Linked DNA regions of Mus musculus: regions 1 and 2 are each linked to region 3. A link is a contact called in ENCODE Hi-C or POLR2A ChIA-PET data. All regions are on one chromosome and are shown on one strand. The core of a region is the stretch at or near the end of the contact, and the rest is flanking DNA. Distances in the headings are between cores, read along the strand shown. Region 1 holds the start of Dnaja1 (DnaJ heat shock protein family (Hsp40) member A1). Region 2 holds the start of Aptx (aprataxin). Region 3 holds the start of Aco1 (aconitase 1).

Region 1 (4,240 bases), core at 249-2,748, 580 kb after region 3:
GCAGCGTTAGGAAGGTAAAGAGCCCCTGCTTTAAAGACGTAACCTATTGATAGATGTGATATCTGAGAGGGTAACACGTAAGCTGAGAAAAGATGTTTCTCAACCAAAACCACAGCACATCATCAAAAAGTCTGTAAGGGAAGTGGCGTAGCTTTAGTGACCACAACAGAGTTTAGTGAAAGCAGTAACGGTGGAGAGGCAGGACAGCTCAAGGTAGAAATCCCAAAATCCGGAGGTTTTTAAGACCACGAGCTAAAGATGTCTTTGGGTAGGTTTGAAGACAGCCTTTCCAGCTCCCTTAGCTCTGGCTACATCCAATTACCTGTGATCTCCATAAAGCACTGAGACAGCCGCTCAGCTGGTAACGCACTGAAGACTTGAGTTGCCCGTGCAAAGGTACGAGAGAACTACAATGGTCCACAAGCCTAGAAACACACAATAAAACGAACATTTAAAGAATCTCATCCCACACTCTGCACTTCCATTAGGAAGTGTGCTTAACTGCTTCTTGTTCACCTGCTGACCTGTATTTTGTGATTTCTCTTATAAGTTTTTAGCTTGTTCCACTTCCAACGAAAGTCCAAGCAAGAGGCCCCGCGGTTAAGAGCATGTACCACCCTTCACAACTGCTCAGAGACAGGAGATTTCAGAATTTGAAGCCAGACTTAAGACTCCATGCCTCTGGCTTCCTTGGGCACCTACACACACACACACACACAGAGGATTCAAAATAAATCTTTAAAATATGTGAACTCTTTCAAGCTTACACCTCCACTTCTTTGATGTATCTATTGTGTTAGTGAATAAGAAAAACATTCACTCTGTCCTTTGAAAGCTTAAGATTCAACTTTGCCAACTATAGATTTTTGAGTCACCAACTGGAAATAAAAACGGTCAGAGAATTAAAACAATAAGCTAAAGCAATTAATTTTGCTTTTGGCCGCTCCTCTGCGGCCAAACTGGGTGGAAGACCATGACCCTCCGTTAGCATGAGGCATTCTAAATGTTTTCCTGTTTGGTGAAGTCCCAGATTCCCTCCGCCCAAGTCGTCAGAGCCAAAAGGATCTGAAGCCTGGGCCAGGCTCGTCCAAAAAGCTCTGACATAAGTGCGCTTGGGTGAAACCAAAGCCTGCGAGGCTGGTTTAGGGAGTAGGCCCGCCTTGCTCAGCATTTCTTGCCCGCAAGGCTCAGAGCTAAGGAGCTGGAGCTGCAGAAAATCAGACTCGCAGCCAGGGCTGGGTTCCACCAATCCCCTTCAGCACAGCGCGCACAACGCCTGAAGCACTCGTCCCCGGCTTACGGGCTCTGGGACATGACCTCTCCACCTCAAGACTTCCGCACTCTGGTTCCTCGCAATAAGAAAAAAAGCCTCTAGAAAATTCTACGAGGCTCGGGAACCCGGGCTTGAGTCCACCCCCACAAGGCCCTTGGGCGCAGCCACTTCCCGCCCCCGCGCCGTTGCCCAGGTAACCGAGGGGCGGTGGCAGCGGCGAGGGGCGGGACTTCCGGCAAGTGACGCGCCGGGGCTCGGCTACAAAAGAGGTCGGCTGCGGCGGGCCGGGCGGAACTTTCCAGAACGCTCGGTGGGTGGTGGAGGAGCAGCGTGTGGCTGAGCTGCGCTGTGCTCCGCTCCTTTCCGCTCTCCGGCGCCGGCCCGCTCACCGGTGAGTCTCCGGCCTCCCTCGGTCGCGGCGTGCGGTCTGGACCCCAGACAGCCGGGGAAGGCGCAGCCGGAGGCGGTTGGTCCCGCGTGGGCGGGGACTGCGGGTTCCTTGAGCCGGCCTCGGGCTTCGGAAGGCTGCCGGGAATGCCCGGCGCCCTGCCCGCCCGCACGCCTCGAGGAGGTCCAAGGCCCAAGCCAATTGGCCTCCCGCCTCATGCTCCTTGCTGCGTACCCCCGCGCTCCGCCGCCCGGGCCGGGTGGGCAGCGCTGCGCACGCGCGGAGCAAGGCAGGGGTGAGGGGCTGCGGGAGGAGCCGGGCGGAGGCTGCGGCTTGCGCTTCTCCTGGCTCTCCTCCCTCTCTTTGTTGAGGTTCGACCTCCCCCCCCCCTCCGCCTTTTCGATCAGGGTGGGAGGGAGAAAGGAAGGAAGCCTTAACGGTCGGCGCCGGGGGGCCCGGGAAACCCAGAGGGCGAGCCAGCTTCCAGGCCTGCGGGGCGAGAGTGGGTAAGCTGCGAGCGAGCAGGAGCAGGATGGCGACGGGGCCCGGGCACCTGCTCCCTGGAGCCGGTCTCCTAAGCCACTCCTCCACCCCCGGGAGTCCAGTGTCGCTTTCCGGCGAGGGTATGGCCTTTATCAGATGTACAAAGGCAGCGGTAATGTACTAACCAGTGGACGGAACCTATCAGTGCTGCTGTGGGTTACTAGCAAAACCTCTGGGGAAAGGAAACCGGAAGAAGCCAAATAATTCATGTGTTAGTGCAGTAGAGTCTGAACCAGCTGCGAGAGAGGCTTTCCTTCGCGTTCCCTGAAATCTATATTTTAATCTGTTCGAGTTTACAGCTGAATCATATCAGGAATTTTTTTTTACCTTTTAAGACGCGTAGGGAAGGCTGTATTAGTATGAAATAAATGCAAAAGAACAGATTGCTTTAGCTCTGGTAGTTAAAGACTACCCGTTAAGAGCCAGTCGTGGCGCACACCTTTGATCCCAGTGCTCAGGAGGCAGAAGCAGTTGGATCTTTTCTACAAAAGTTTAAAGCTGGTTTAAAATTACCATTTTCTGGTTTCAGGCTGTAAAAAATGGTGAAAGAAACCACTTACTACGATGTTTTGGGGGTAAAACCCAATGCCACCCAGGAAGAATTGAAAAAGGCATATAGAAAATTGGCCTTGAAGTACCACCCTGATAAGAATCCAAATGAAGGGGAAAAGGTAAGGGCACAGGCAAACAGCTCAGCAGCAGTGTTGCAGTGTGTGTATCTTTCTGTTCGTGCCTTAAAGTCTACCGTAGCTGTGCTTTGTAACAGTTGTTTCTAATGGGATGTCCTTTTCTGAAACAGTTTAAACAGATTTCTCAAGCTTATGAAGTTCTTGCTGATTCCAAAAAAAGGGAACTATATGATAAAGGAGGGGAGCAGGCGATTAAAGAGGGCGGAGCAGGTGGTGGTTTTGGCTCACCCATGGATATCTTTGATATGTTCTTTGGAGGAGGAGGAAGAATGCAAAGAGAAAGGAGAGGTAAGAAAAATCTGGCTTACCTGCAGCTAGAACGAAATAACTGCTGCGGAAAAAAAAGACTTGAGAATTTATTCAAATGCTTGTTTACACGTTGGTATGATGTTACACTCTGTCCGTGAACTGTCTTTGACTTCTGGTGTCATTGAGATTTTCTGTAACTAAAAAATAGCTAAGCCAAAAAGCAGGTATAACTAACCCCATAGATTCCCAAACAGTGGGGGTAACAAAGTGTACTAACTTAGGTTTCTAAGCCCTGTCCTCCCTTGGATAATACCACCTGCTCTTAGAACCCAGTGGTAAGTGCAGTGGCCCTTTCTGTTAGAAAAGTAACCCTGAGCAAGCAGAGCCTGAGAAAAGCTCATTGTCTGCAGATAGCTGCTGCTGTTGACTCTTGTTTCAGCTCTGCTAGCTCAGCTTAATGTGTTTAGTGTTTGGCCAAAAGATGTCTATGGGAAGACAGTATTGAAGGGTAAAATAGCACTTTGTTCTCAGTATATATAGTTAATATAAACTAGTTCATAGGCACAGTTCTAGAACAAATAGGCAGGCCATTAAATTTCACTTTGCTCCTTAAAGGGACTTGGAAAAACTGTTTACTATGTTTTTAGAACAATTAACCTGTGGGCCTGAGAAACTGCTCAGTGATTAAGTCAAGAGCATTTGCCATTCCTTGTAGAAGATCCAGGTTCTGTTTCCCACACCCACACTCGATAGCTGGCTCACCACTGCCTGAAACTCCAGCTCCAGGGGACCAGCAGCTGCTTCTTCTGGCCTCTTGGTTTTCACATAAACATATTTAAAAAACCAACCTATAATCGCAGTCGGCCTGCTCAGCCATAAGATGGTATGAGCTACAGAAAGGTAGACTGACTTTGGCTTAGATGAGTTTGAGGGCTTTTGTTAACTGTGCTGCTTTGGAGAATGGACTCCGTCAGTTTCCAGAAGCTTGCTTTTTCCTTTCTGTACTCTGTATAAAGTTGAGAAAGCTCGGACTTTCAATTTGTGAGAACCTACTTGCTTACAAAGTGAAAATGAGAAAGCAGCACAATGTCGTGACTT
Region 2 (4,652 bases), core at 2,026-4,525, 560 kb after region 3:
AAGTTGCCTGCGGCCAAGGGCTGGGCAGGGAGGCAGAGGCAGGACTTTAGATTTCCCAGGCAAGGGAAGAGAGGGAGTTTTAAGAATCACCAGAGAAGCAGAGAGATCAGACTTGAGGGAGCAGGAGAGAAAGCATCCAGCCATGTTGTGTCAGGGAAGTGGCCCCGGGGGCTCTGATATCCCAGACTGGGGCTGGGATAACAAGAGTAGCCTAGCCTTTGAGCTGCTGAGAGCATATTAAACATGAGGGAATGTGTGTGTGTGTGTGTGTGTGTGTGTGTGTGTGTGTGTGTGTGTCTTACATTCACGAATCCAGAGCATTTTGGCTTGTGGTAGCAAAAGTGCCACCAGCGGGGAGTTCAGAGCGGATTAACAATTTACCAATTCAGTTCAAAGTTCTCTGTCAGTCAGAAAAGGCCTCCAAAGCCACCAGGTCAGAGAAGGCCAAGAGCCAAGGGGACTGAGCAGGAAGGACTGAAACAGGCATCTCGGGTTAAAGAGCACACGTGACAGTGCAGGCTTCCACAAGGAAGTGTGAGTCAGGAGAAGGTGGACTTGGCTGCACCAGACACGCCGCCTCAAGTGTCACTCAAAAAGAGGGCAAAGTAGGGGAAGAACACCGGGACAAGAGGCTAAGCTCCAACACAGTCAGCAGGAGACAAAGCCAAGCTTTACATGTCAGAGGATGATGAATCAACAGAAGCCCAAGAATACCTAGCCAAGGGCCATGTGTAGGCAAAGGAGTGCAGGGAGCTGGGATCAGAGACAAATCCAGAAGCTGCTATTAAAACAGAGGCCAGAAAGTCCAAAAGACAATTCAACAGGTCTCTGAGGGGAGCTGATACGAGTATAAAGTCAGCTGTTCATCTAAGATCTAAACCCCGGCCTAGTGGTGATGGTACTGCAGGCAGATCCCATTTATAATGCTACCTCCCATGGGGCATCTGTTGGACCAGCTACAAATTGATGGCTGGGCAGGTAAGAGACAGGAGAGTGAAGCATGTCCTTACTGGGTATTGAGAAACAAGTCTTATGATTGACAAAGAAGCCAGCAGACAGTGCAGCTTCTGAGTAGGAAGAGAGAATCCAGTGAACAGATAGGAACATGGCAAGACGATGGAAACACACTCCCTTCTGCCACAAAGTTCTTAAGTTGTGATGCTCCGATGCACTGCTTCCTGTGGAGCTGATGCAGTTACTGCACAATGCTTACACAAAACCTTAAACAGCAGGTTGGCCCATTTGGGCCTCCAGACCCAATCTGTAGGAATTAATGACTGCAGAATACAAGAACATAGCTGGGTTTGTTTAAAGTAGAATGCCCCAAAACAGAAGTTCATTCTACCATTCCCTCTCCCTTCTGCAATGGCCCATTTGCTGACTACACCACTGGTTACTATGCCCTGATTAATTCTGGTTGGTTGGTTTTCCTTTTTCCAGACAGAGTTTCTTTGTGTAGCCTTGGTTGTCCTGGAACTATAGACAAGGCTGTCCTCATACTCAAGAGGTTCACCTGCCTCTGCCTCCCGCTGGGATTAAAGTCATGTACCACCAACACCACCCAGCTCTTTTTTCCCCTTCCCTTTTCTCCCTCTTGCTCCAATCCCGCTTGCTCCAGGGCCCACTCTCTCCGGCCCATAGGTTCTTTATTTGTTTCTCATTACAGATGAGCCACCATGTGGTTGCTAGGATTTGAACTCATGACCTCCAAAAGGTGCTCTTAACTGCTGAGCCATCTCACCAGACCCCACCTAGCTATTTTTGAGTCCTAGGTGTCTTAGTTAGGGTTTCCATTGCTATGAAGAGACACCATGACCAAGGCAACTCATATAAGGACAACATTTAATTAGGGCTGGCTTACAGGTTCAGAGGTTCAGTCCACTATTATCAAGGTGGGAACATGGCAGTGTTCAGGCAGACATAGGGCTGGAGGAGCTGAGAGTTCCACCTCTTGTTCTGAAGGCAGCTAGGAGAAGACTGGCTTCCATGCAACTAGGACAAGGGTCTTAAAGTCCACACCCACAGTGACACACCTACTCCAACAAGGCCACAGTTCCTATTAGTGCCACGCCCTGGGCCTAGCATATACAAACAATGACGTTAGGAAACCCAAATGACAGGGCAAGTGACATGAGGCCAGAAATCTATCTTGAAGCGCTGTTAGCACAAGAATTTTCTTCAACAATGGAAATGTAGTAAACCTTCAAGCCACACTGATAACTGAGCTTTTGAAGGGCCATTAACACAAGTAAGGAACTGAATTTCCAATTAAACTTAAAGTTGCATAAGCACAAGTGAGTGTGGACTAATGTCCAACACAGACTTGAACTTAAGACTCTCAGCTTCTAATTTCTCAGAGGAATTAGGCTAAGTATTTCACAGACTGGCTCCACTGGCCAACATCCTCACTCTTCCCTCCCCAGACATACATGCAGGCACCTTTACCTGCACATACCATCTTTCAAGAATGCAGCATGGCTCCTGGCTAATACAGGATATCCAGAAGTTTGAGGTTAGACTACCCTACATACTGTTACCCATCTTGAAGAAGAAAAAAAATTGTCCAAGCCCAGTGGCAAACGCCTGTATCCCATCACTGGGAGGTAGGGACAAGAGGATCAGAAATTTGAGGAGGCCAGCTGGGCTACAGGAGACCTCTAAAATTAAGTGGGGAGGAAGGGCCTCTTACGAAATCCCCAATATATGTCGATTTCTCAAAAGTAATTACCCAGCAATTCCAAATTGGTGTCATTTCAAAAACCCCTGCTTTGTTGAATCTCTGCATTGTAAAGAGAAAGACCTTACACTGCTTCCGGCATTCTTAAGGCCCGCTGGGGACACTGCTAGTGCACCTCGAGTTACTCTTGGAAGGCGTTTCTGGCAGAAACACTTTCCTGTCAGGCTGAACAGCCCCGCTGCATGGACTTTGTCCACTCTTATCTCTAAATCTTTTCATGCTGATCTGGCAGCCAACTAGGTACAGGAGCCGGGTGGGGATGGGGGGCGGGGAGGGTGGGAGGCCGGAACAATGCGGCGGAAACAAAACTCTGAAACACGCCCACCTGAGCAAGACCAAGGGGTGGAGCCTAATCCGCCCAGAAGAAAGAAACCTCGAACTCCACCCTCAAGGTCACCGCTCCGAGTTAGCAGCCCGGGCCAAATGCCCCTGCCCGCTTCTAACCCAGCAAACTACGAAGGCAGGCGGACCATTAACTTACCTCGACTGTGGACACCCACAAACTTCACGCTGCTCTACTGCGCCTCGCCGCTTCCGGTGCTGAGAGATGACGTCACAAACGGCTGCCTAGCAACCGGTGATGATTCCAGTATCTTTTCGAGAATTGGCTGGAACGTTTTCTCGCCCGATACCCAGGTAGAACAGTGGCGCTAGCCGCTAGTTGTCCCCCGTGAGGATAGCTCCTTTGCTCGCAGCCTCCCGGTTGTCTGAATCCGGAGAGATTTCAGACAGCAGTCTTCTGTGGCTCATCTACGCAGCCATGTCGCCTTTTAGCACTTCCTCCTCAGGAAGCTTGCTATAAGTTAAAGCCATCTTTGAAAGGGAAAGAACGAGGTTGGAGGTAGTGAGAGAAATTCGTTCTGTAGCCCAAATTGGTCTTGAACTCGCGAGAATCTCCTTAGATTCCCCCAGTGCTGGGATTGCAGATGTGAGCTACCAAACACAGCTTTGAAGCCATCGTTTAAACTACAGGCTGGAGTGCCTTACCACCCACGTTAAAATTACACTTTTCTTTCTCTCTATAAGGAGAAAAAAGACTGAAGAGAGAGACAGAGGAACCCTGCTAAGATTTTTTTTTTATGATGTCTTCTCTAAATGAACTGAGGGCAATCAGCAGGAGGTTGGGATGACATATGTGTACTGATTTTTATAGCAATTCCAGGACGTTCCCTGAAAGTCTTGTATTGTAAATCACTAAAGACTTCTTGGCAGATGAAAGAATTCCTATCTCGTGAGTAAAATCAGAGTGTAGAATCTGAAACGCAGTCGAAACTGAACCTTACGGAGGCCCCCTTTTTTGGGGGTGGGGGGGTTGTTTAGACAAGGTTTCACTGTGCCCTAGACTAATCACAAACTCAAGATCCCCTGCGTCTACCTCTGAAATACTGGGATGACAGGTCTTCGTCCCCACTCTCAGCTAAGAGCTCTTTTGTTTCTTGATCAAATGGGTTACTATTGTTTTCTTGAAAAAGCAGGCTCCACTGTCTGATGGAGATGACAAGACAGGATGGGAGGATGTCCCTGAGAGCAAGGGAAAGCCGTGCTTTTGTTGACAAAGAAGATGCGGGTGTATGTTAGGATCAGAGCAGGAAGGGAGGAGGAATCTCAAGCTGTACAAACCTCAAGGCTGAGAACGTGGTCCATAACTGCCTAAGACATCAAGGCAGATCTGGTGACCCGACAGTTTGCGTTTTCCCTCAGGATTAGGCCTCTTAGCCAAGACTTCTACGCAGTCTCCATTGTGTCTCGTACAGCTAAAAATTAAACTGGGTCATTTGTGCAGAATTGAGCAGAGTTTTCCTAGCCACTGTATTAGGTCTATTCCATTGTCTGCAGTGCACTGACCAGAAAAGCAAGGTTGTTTGGAACAATGCACGGTCAAGGGCGTGGCAGGCACTTAAGACATTCACTGGGG
Region 3 (4,784 bases), core at 578-3,077:
ATGACTATATAGGAATAGCAAAAGTGTAAAGACAGGCAGGGGCTCTGAAGAACAAAAAGCAGAGACTGTAAAGCTTGGTCTCAGCCAAAGATCAGGAGTTATAACTCTACCTGCTGCAGAGCAGAAGGAAGCAAGAGCAATACACCTCTGCCCTGAGTACCTGGAATAACCAGCCTTAGGCTTGGACAGCTTGGAACTCAAATCCACCCTGTGATGAGTTCCTGGAACTCAGGGCCTTCAACACTAAGGGAGCAACCTAGAGCAGCAAAACCCATCGCTAGCCAAGTGCTTGACATACTAGTTACTAGTCATTCTCCCTATATGATGCTCGTTCGTGTTAACTCAATGTAGAAGCCTACACTGAATTTCCAAATGATCTGGGCAGCAAAACCTTACATCCTTTCATCTAGAGCTAATCAATCATGTTTCCAAATTCACATTGACTTGAGAGGCTAAACTGCTAAGCATGGACGGAACCCCCACTCAGTCTCACAGCTCAGACTTTAGATCGGTGGACAGCATGTGCTGTAATTAATGGGTTGCTGTAGGCTAAAACCAAGTTTTATATATAGAAAGTTTGCATTCTGTGTAAGCTACAGACATGTTGAAGTGTGCTCCTGATGTATACTTCCTGTGCTTTGAGCTAGTAATAACGGAGAAACTGCCTTTTATAAGAGCTGGGTGTGGTGGGACAGAACCTGCAGTCCCGGCACTTTAAAGGTAGATGTAGGGAGTCCAAGGTCTGGGGAGTTCCACCAAACAATGAGCTCTAAGCCTGCCTGGGGCCCATGAGTATCTGACTCAAAAATCAAACCAAAAACCCCAAACAACTAAACCCTCGGGAAGAAATCTAAAACAAAACAGTAGTTGGGGTAGGAATAGGAAGTGAAGGGCAAGGTGGAGGAGGTGGGGGACACTGGAAGAGGCACTCAGAAAACGTACTTACCACCCAGCATTTAAAAGAAAGGTGGCGTTTTGTGTGCCAACTTGACACAAATTAGTCATCAGAGAGGAAGGAGTCTCAGTTGAGAAAATGCCTCCATGAGATCCAGCTGTAAGGCATTTTCTCACCATTTTCTCAATGGGAGAGGGCCCAGCCCATGGTGAGTGGTCTCACCTAGGCTGGTAGTCCTGAGTTCTATGATAAAGCAGGCTGAGCAAGGCATGGAAGCAAGGCATTAAGCATCACCCCCACGGCCTCTGCATCAGTGCTTGCTTCCAGGTTCTAGCCCTGCTTGTGTTCCTGTCCTGACTTCCTCCAGTGAATTGGAAGTGTAAGCCAAATAAACCCCTTTCTCCTCAGCTTGCTTTTTGGTCATGGCGTTTCATCGCAGCAACAGAAATCCTAAGGCTCCCTACGTTAGTCAGGCAGTTACATGTCACACTCTGCCCCTCGTGAGGGACAGTCAGCCTTCTCCACGCTCCAAAAGAGGAAAAGCCTAGAAATCGGCTCTACACTTCCTGGGACTGAGCCACTAGCAAAGCTAGATGCAGCCTCGGGGCCCAGTTTCTCCCGCCTATGGGGAGGAGCCACGAAGATCAATAGCCTTCAGCTTCGGGCCTTCGGGCCTAGGAGGTACAGAGGGGTGGAGCAGGTCCTAGGCTCCGCCCCCGTCCGTGGCCACGAGTCTCTTGTTCTAGGGGTGGGACGGTGCCCAGCCCCTAAACCTGGCCATGTAGGGGCCTGGGACTCGTCCCTCGGTATGGTCTGCCTTCAGGCTCTGGAAAGAAGAGGTGTTCCCAAGCTCTGCCCCTTGGCCGCAACCTCAAGTCAGATCTGGGCCTTGGGGCGGAATAGGCCCTAGACTCCGCCCATCTGCCAAGATCGGAAGGTTCCGAAGGGAGGGCGCACCCGGACTAGACTGCAAGCTTCAGCCATCGCTTGCAGCTTCTAGAGGGAGGAGGTGCCCAGGCTCCGCCCCTCGGGGGGCGGAGTGAGGCCCGGGCCCCGCCCCTCTCCCGCAGCAGCTGGTTCCGGCCCGCTCTCCACCGGTCCCGCCTCGCTGCCGGAGCGTCCGGAGGACCGCTCAGTGGGAGGAGCGCGGAGTCGGCCTGGGACATTGCTAGCACCCGCCTGTGTGCTCCGGGAACTGCACTGTGAGCGGTGAGTACCACGCGGCCCCGGGGCGTCCGTGCAGGCCTTTCCCACGGGTGCAGACCCGAGGACACGGGGAGAGCTGCGGGGAGGCGGTGGAGCTGGCTCCTGGGGTGACCTCTCTACTCGCTCCCCAGCCTGCGTCGCTCTGGACTGGGAGTGGCTCTACTCGGCGCCCCGGGAGTTCTCGCCTTGGTGTGAGGGCCGCACCGCCGGGGTGTCATTGTGCCAGGCCCAGCCCACGGGATAGAAAGGAACGATTGTGCCCGGCAGATTGGAGTCCCCAGCACGGGGCGAAGGCAGGCGGGGTGAGGGTAAGAGCCCCCTCAGTGGAAGGGCATAGAGTCCAAGGTGATTGATTGAGAAACCCAAGGAGAACGGGACTGTACCACTCTGGCCAGCCCAGTGCACTAGAACCGCAGATCTCCCTGCAGCACGCATGACAGCCTCCCAGCAGAAGTTGCCGAACTTTTGCATTTAGGACCGGCAGCGCGCCTAAAGAACCTTTGTTATATAGATTGTACCTATTGATTTTTGCAGTGTATAAATACAGCGTATAGACACTTAATATACTTAATTCAGATAGACCGATTCTGTAGTTTCCAAAACACTGTTATTAAGAATGGCATTCTTTAACCTTCCTGCAAATCTCTGCTTAGAAGACACTCAGCCTGTTGCAGTATGACAGGTCATGTAGCTTCTGAAGACTTTTAAGTATATTGGTGAAAATGTAACATTGTATTGCTTAAAGAGTGGTTTTGACCGTCCAAACACCTGCGCCTGTGTTTCTCTGCAGCATACTTTAGAACCACCGAAGTAGCCAGTGCTTAGGAGGCATAGTTCACTGGGTTTGCCACTTTATTTATGGTTCTTCCATTCCGCACCGTGGAGGAGTTAACCTCTGATACCCAGGAGCACTCTGGACCTCACTTTCCAACGGAATACGAGATCCCCACAGTTGGTGGTGGCTTTGGGTGATGTTCATGTGTGCCTTGGTTGTTTCTGTGCCTGCTGAGTTGATGTGTGTAAACCTGATGTAGCACACCAGACCTGTGAGTTCAGGGAGGTGGGTGTGACTAGACCATGCCAAATGTGTAGGGGTTGCTGTAAGATTACCAAGCAGTTGAGAGGTCATGTCTAAAACACCAGGTGGCATGTTTTTGCCTCCTTATCCCTGTGTTCAGTTCTGTTGGGGGTTTCTAGCCTTGGGTCTGTTGAAGTATGGTGTCCCAGTCTCCGAATTCTGCCACTTCCACATTCCTGGTGAGCTCTGTGTGTGGTCCTGCCTCTGCCACTGGAAAGCAGTTGCCCATTGTGTCTGTGTGTGATAGATGGAACCCTGCATTAGAGTCTTTCCTTTGTTTCATGCTGTCTACAGGAATTTGAGATAGAAGTTATATACATATTATCAAAAAATGTATACCTCAAAGCAAACAAGTTTCTTAATCCTCTACCCAAAGAGGCTATTGTGTTCTGATTGAGCAGCTTCAGCACTTTAAGTAATACATTAGAAATGATTGTCCTCATGCTGTTGCTCCCACAGTCGGGAGAAGGGGGCTGGGATCTGAGCCCTTGTGTTCTTGTTATACACATTGTTGATACTGGAGCCTCTCTTATTCATCCTTGAGTAGATGTTTATCTCAGCTCCAACTCTTCTGGACCTTGGGAAATGAATGATTTTAGAAGGTGAAGGGCCTGTCTGGAATTTACAGTCAAGAGCATAGGTAAGTACCGTCCAGTTGAGATCATTTCCTGCCTGTATGTGTACATGAAACACGGTCATGTAAGAAAGCAATACCTGCTAGGAAGGTGTGCATCAAAAAAAGCACATGCAAAGGAAACCAGAGGCCTACATGTAAAGATGACAATTAAAATAAATGGTATTTATTACCTTTTCCCCGACAAACAACATTGTTTGTCTTGTTTGCTCCAATCTCCTGTCTTTTAGGAGCAGATACCTCCTCATGCGACCACTAGAGTCTGCATAGGAAAGTCCCTCCCAACCTGTGTCCGTTCTTGGCCTCGCATTGTGAAGGTTACTTCATCTCTCAGAACTTTCGTGTCTCTGACTTTCCAACTAGACTGTGGTTAGTAGGTGTCCCAAACACCCATGGTTTCCTGAGAGAGATTTATGCTAGTGTTTGTGCACGTGTCTTCTCAACTCTGTGTTCAGCAGTGTTACATTTCTGTAGCTTGAAATGGACCATAATGAGAATATTTATTTACAACATGGAAATCATCCAGCACTCCATGTATGAGTTTTTTTCTACCTGGGAACAAATTGCTAAACATTTACCAGCACACTGCTGCTGTTGGAGCCAAGGTGCATTTAATTTGGTTTCTTTTCTCTTTCTTTTCTCTCTTTCCTTCTTTCTTTCTTTCTTTCTTTCTTTCTTTCTTCCTTCTTTCCTTCCTTCCTTCCTTCCTTTCTTTTCTTTTTGTTTTTTTTGGCAAAGTCAGACTCCTTTGCCTGAACAAAGATATTAGGTATGAGGTGTTTTATTCAAGTCTTCCAAATTTTTGGTAGATGGGGACAGGGAAGGCTGTATTTAAAATATACTAATATTGATCAACATGTGTGTGTGTGTGTGTGTGTGTGTGTGTGTGTGTGTGTGAAAAGCCAGACAGCAAAAACCACAACCATTCAGTTCTTATGCTGCTACTGTAAGAAAGCAGCCATGGCAATATA

Evidence for each region. Hi-C counts contacts between places; a loop is a spot of excess contacts on that map. ChIA-PET counts read pairs that join two places held with the same protein, here RNA polymerase II (POLR2A).
Region 1: POLR2A ChIA-PET joins it to region 3 with 13 read pairs in Patski. The contact joins the promoter of Dnaja1 here to the promoter of Aco1 in region 3. POLR2A ChIA-PET finds 5 or more read pairs at or near these places in 2 of 5 experiments (Patski and embryonic stem cell).
Region 2: a loop to region 3 is called in a map of T-helper 1 cell, with 2.7 times the contacts of the local background. The contact joins the promoter of Aptx here to the promoter of Aco1 in region 3. A Hi-C loop is called at or near these places in 2 of 37 maps with a recorded cell type or tissue (T-helper 1 cell and adrenal gland). POLR2A ChIA-PET finds 5 or more read pairs at or near these places in 4 of 5 experiments (Patski and embryonic stem cell).

Annotation. Positions count from the first base shown.
Region 1 is chr4:40,720,970-40,725,209 of GRCm38, forward strand. Dnaja1 (DnaJ heat shock protein family (Hsp40) member A1) reads left to right here and starts at 1,499. Exons shown (of 9, transcript NM_008298.6): 1 at 1,499-1,664; 2 at 2,734-2,875; 3 at 3,004-3,181. The coding sequence starts at 2,744. It overlaps Gm6297 (predicted gene 6297), which reads right to left and starts at 1,872. Exons shown (of 3, transcript NR_077226.1): 1 at 1,663-1,872; 2 at 525-698; 3 at 1-425. Mir207 (microRNA 207) reads left to right here and starts at 1,948; the gene lies at 1,948-2,026. It also overlaps a transcript of Aptx not described here.
Region 2 is chr4:40,699,919-40,704,570 of GRCm38, forward strand. It overlaps Aptx (aprataxin), which reads right to left and starts at 3,276. Exons shown (of 8, transcript NM_001025444.3): 1 at 3,219-3,276.
Region 3 is chr4:40,141,438-40,146,221 of GRCm38, forward strand. Aco1 (aconitase 1) reads left to right here and starts at 1,828. Exons shown (of 21, transcript NM_007386.2): 1 at 1,828-2,104.